Regions from separate parts of the Homo sapiens genome. Here region 1 is linked to region 2. Evidence: chromatin loops called from intact Hi-C (ENCODE). Cell type or tissue: endothelial cell of umbilical vein. All regions are shown on one strand.

The links. Peaks named below come from ENCODE experiments on the same cell type or tissue, not always from the same donor. Only the 100,000 strongest peaks of a DNase experiment are listed, where the experiment ranks them.
Region 1: a loop joins it to region 2, with 6 times the contacts of the local background. A loop is called at or near these places in 2 of 110 quality-filtered maps.

What each region holds. Positions count from the first base shown.
Region 1 is chr2:160,227,440-160,229,939 of GRCh38, forward strand. No RefSeq gene overlaps it. Among named protein-coding and RNA genes, the nearest start is that of ITGB6, 28 kb to the left of the region's middle. RefSeq lists an enhancer at 1-351. In endothelial cell of umbilical vein, no CTCF peak of the experiment used is centred here; DNase peaks (open chromatin) are centred at 22, 1,322 and 2,332; H3K27ac peaks cover 2,500 bases.
Region 2 is chr2:160,371,615-160,374,114 of GRCh38, forward strand. All of the region lies in intron 1 of RBMS1 (RNA binding motif single stranded interacting protein 1), which reads right to left. Among named protein-coding and RNA genes, the nearest start is that of MIR4785, 35 kb to the right of the region's middle. In endothelial cell of umbilical vein, no CTCF peak of the experiment used is centred here; DNase peaks (open chromatin) are centred at 317, 367, 1,137 and 1,827; H3K27ac peaks cover 2,500 bases.

The DNA.
Region 1 (2,500 bases), 140 kb before region 2:
GAGCAGGAAACCAGGTCAGGCCTCCCCGAGGCAGTGACAAGTCGAGATCAGATTGCAGGAGAAGTCATCCAAGCAAAGGTCAGAGGAAAGAGGACTCCAGGCAGAATAGCAGCTTGGGCAAGGAGCAGGGGTGAGCTTGGTGAGCTCTGATGATGGAGTCCAGGAAAAGGGGAGGCTTTTTCTGCTTTTTACATAATGGGAAGCAATTAGAATTTGAAACAGGGGAGTAACATAATCTGGTTTATGTTCAAAAAAGAGAACTTAGGCTGCTGTGGGAGGAAGGGGTTGAAGTGGCTCAAGAGAGGCAGCAGGAAGACCAGGCAGGAGTCTGATCTGGCAGGATGGTGATGGGGCCAGGGTGACCAGATCCAACTTGGAGAGCATAGACAGATTTGGGGTCTTTGGAGGTAGAGCTGACTGGACTCGTTGATTGATTGGATGTAGAGATCGAGGAAAGAGGAGGCTCCAAGCTTCCTGGGCGACAACTATGGAAACCAGAAGCCTCTTACCAGATTGGGATGCAGGTGGCCTGCATCAGGGTGGTGACCAAAGTGTTAGGAGAGTGGCTTATCCTACAGGAGGGGGAAGGGGCACTGGCACCTCTCTTTTTCTCTCTGACATGTGTGGGTACTGCAGGAAGATTGGAGAGAATCTGCTAGAGCAATCAGTTGGTTTCGGATACTTAAAAAGCAGCTTTTGAAAGCAAACCATAGCCAATTCCACAGGCTAGAAGTCAAATAACTTTAAAATAGCCCAAGGCAGGTATAGTGAATTAAAGTGGCTAAAAGTTCTGTTTACTGTCTGAAATATCCATGGCAGCGGTACAGAGAGTTCAGGAGCTGGGTTGGGCTTGGGGATTTCTGATAACAGTCTTCACACTGGAATTTAATTTGTTTTACTTAAAGGTAAGCCTGAGCACTATTTTCATGAAAACTGCCTGCTCAATCTATTCTTTAAGGACCTGAAAACCCAGACCCCAAAGGAATGTTCTGCTTTGCCAACATTCACTGTCCCGGTGTTTGCTGACTTCACAAACAGAACTTGATGAAAATATGAAAAGACCTGAGAAAGGGTGAATGTATGAGAGGAAGATCCTCTGGGAGCCCAAGGAATTTACAGATCCCTGAATTTTATCACTGTAGTTACTTTTAAATTAAAGACAATAACTGTTCCTTCCAGGTTCTCGTTGACAAATAAGAATGCCGATGTCACTCAAGCATATGATATGATAATCTTTCCCAGAACTGGGAGTATTCAGAACTAACCAGACATGGGAACTGTGTTTTTTCAATGTCTGAGACTTTCTCCTAATTCCATCTTAGTCACACGTAGTTACTCATTACCTTGAAGGGCATTAAGAGTTTATCCATGGCTGCTGTACATTTTGTGCTGCTTTGCTAAATCAGGAAAAAATGCAGACAGCTGAGTCATAGTTTTCAATTAGTTTTTCAATTTCACCAGGAACAAAGTTTTTCAATATCTTTATCAATTTTGTTGCTTTTCATATTACTCTGATTACATACTTTGCAGGATAATCCAGCCTTTTCCTGAAGTATATTAATAATGCATAATATAAATGGGGAGCTGCATTATCAAAGTACTCTTAAACAGAGGTGAAAACTTGAAATCCAGCAAGATTTAGTGATTCACATTCATGGTCTATAGAGATGTGACAGAGGAAAGGAGAATAAGACAATTAAGAACCTTGAAATCATGACAGGGATTTATTACCCAAGAAGAACTACTCTATATGACTTTGAAAATCTGAAATTTATTTAATTCAACAGATATTACACACCCATTTTATATCCAGTCCTACTATATGGAATAAGTATTCATACATTTTATCAATAAAATATTTTAAGTACTGCTGACATGTAAAACACTGTGGATATAAGGGCCTCATCTTCAAGGAACCTTTATCTAGTTGGGTAGACAACACAGATGAACTAGTTCAATGGCAGCACAAAGTGAAATGTGAGATGATTTCAAATGAGAGGTATGGCCAATATGTGCTTGAAGGTCAAAGACTGTTTTCTGCCTGAAATAGTCAGGTCTCTGACCTCAGCTAAATGGTCCTTGAAGGACAGGCAAGATTTGGGTGGGAGAGACTAAGGGACAAGTTTCTTCAGGCAGGAGGAATAGCACACACAAAGGTACCACCTGGGAAGGATTCAAGCGTGCACATAGCAAAAGGGACCCACTTGGTGGGATGGTTTTGTGGGGACATTGTTAAAAAAAAAGTAGACTAACACAAATAGTGTCATTTGCTGGGACAGAAATAACATCCTTTCTGAGACAATAATGGCTTGGCTGGCACTGTGTGTATATGCAATTGTGGAGGAGCTTAGTCACAAATAATCTTTCTTATCTATTTGCATGAGTCAGGCTGGAGCTAGAAAAATTGATGAAAAATCAACTCATTAAAGAAGCAGTAACTCACTCTTCAGGAAGTAGGAAGAGGAATTAAGATGGACATACAGATTGTAGTTATTTGAGC
Region 2 (2,500 bases):
TCACTCGTGAATAAAGGGGTGGTTGTATTAGACCCTCAGCCTTTCCTGCACGAGTGGTTTGGCACCATCAGGAAGAGCGTTCATCAGCACTCAGAGAGAACTTCCCGTATGGACAGCACTCAGAGAGCACGTCCTGTGTGGGCAGCATTCAGGGAGGACTTCCTCTATGGATAGCAATCAGGGAGCACTTCCTGCATGGACAACACTGATGCCTCCTTCCCGCCAGAAGCCCCACTGGGCCTCCTACACTAAAAGGATCAACAACAGGCACAGGGCAACTATACACAGGGTAATACTATCTCCCTCTCTATCACATCACCCCCTATAGAGAAGAGAGAAATAGTCTCTCCTCTATGAATACAAATCTAAAGGTCATTTACAAAATTAACCACATGTGAACTAAAATACATTAGTAATCATGTACATTGTTATAGATTTCTATGCAGCAAAGATAATTTTAAAACAAAAACTTGTCATTTAAAATTCTATTGTCTCATTTCCTTCCTATTACTAATAGGCTAAAGAACAGTGCTCTGACCAATCTTATAGCTGAAGCTGTCCTCCTCTTCCCACCCCCACCTTACTTAGCCACTTCTCTAATAATTCTAGTACGTTTTGAAGGGAAAGGAAAGCTAGGACCTGCCCTTTAATTTTCTTCAAGTCTTCTTTAAAGTTTTCATCCTTATAGTTCAAGAAGGTTATCATTCCCACCCCTGTTGCCCCTACACCCACCACCACCACCACGACCACCACCACCACCATCCCAAACAGCAGGTTGGTTTAATACATCAACTATTTCCTTCATCCAGAAGCAAAATAATCACTACAGTTGCTCCTGAAAGCAGACAGAAGTTTACAGAACATTATCATTTTCACAGGGAAACAGTATAAGATCAAGCCTGAAATGAACTGAGTACTATGTGAAGACAATGTCTGCTACACTTATTTCCATACACCAGTTCCTCTCTGTATGCTTTCAAGATGTAAAAGGAATTTAACAATTTAAATAAATTATCAAAAAGGAATGAGGGGGGCCCCCACATGGGCCAGTTATCACTACAGTCAGAACATTTTCTTTGTTTCCTTTTGGCCATATGAGTGACTGAGAGAGGGCTGGGAATGGTGGCTGGAAAGAGAAGTTCTGGCACAGGGAACTGGAAAAACAAAACTAAATGTGGGAGGTGAACTGGAGAGGGGTGAGAAACTGGCCAGGAATCAGTTGCTCCTATGGATAGGTCAGAGAAGGAATGCCTGAGGCCAGGATGTTAAAAAACACATAGCTACTAGATTAATGAAGAGTAAGGCCCCTTTACACAGCCAGTGTGTCTCACTTATACATACCATGGAGTTAAGGAAATAATCAATTAATCCCATTTGATAACAAGGATATCAAAGCTTAAAATCACATAGCTAATTAGTTAATGAAACTGGTTCTCATATCTTCACTGTTCCTTGTTTGGAAAAAAACTTTGCAGCTTCTCAAGACTGTGAAACTGACCAATAGAGTATTAAATTTTTTTTTTGGCTGGATTAAGCCTGTCAAAGGAGAGGGGCCCATGTTACCTTCACTATTCCAATAAAACCTAAAAATAAAAATTCCCAATATGTTTCACAATTAATTCTCAAAGATATCCATCAAAGTTGATCCTTGCATGTAAAACTGCAATCTCCACATAGAAATCTCTTTACCTAAGTTCATGAATAAACCATCATTTTCTTATGCTTCAGATAAAAGAATTAAAGTTAAGACTTGCATTGTTGAATACAACATGACTGACTGAGATTTCCTTCCAGATCCCATCAAGACATTAGATTCCTTATCATTCAAGTATCTTTTAAGGGTTGGTTCTGTGCTCCTGAATGCTTATCAGCCCAATTGTTCTATTTCCTTCAAAAGTTCTTCTAAGAACTCCAGCGACTCGCCAAGTTGCCCACTGAGAACTCTGGGCCAGGAAACACACAAGAGTTTTTGTGCAATTTGTTCCATCTAGTTTTTGTAACAGCATTTATAAGGGGTATGGGTGTGTGAATATGAAGATACCAGACTGAAGACATTAAATTTAAATTAATCACCACAAAACTAGAGGGCCAAAAGAGAAAGTAAGGGGACTAAGGCAATGATTTCAAAATTTCCTTGCCAGAGAATGCATTCATCAGAAAGGAAAAGCTTTTAAGAGTGGGTTCCCAGCCTTAGCTACCCTTAATTGCATTGCTTATAATGGTGTAGTACAGTACAGTTTCTAAAAATAGAGTTCAACCAAGGGAAGATCAGGGAGGAGGGAGGATGAAAAGACAGGGGACAAAAAGGTTGAGGAAGGCTTCACAGAGGGGGTGGATGGCTGAGTGAGCTGAATACAAATGACATGTCATTAAGAATAAAAGGGGTGGTGGCTCATATCTGTAATCCCAGCACTTTGGGAGGCCAAGGTGGGAGGATCACTTGAGCCCAGGGGGTTGAGACCAACCTGAATAACATAGCAGGACCCTGACTCTACAAAAA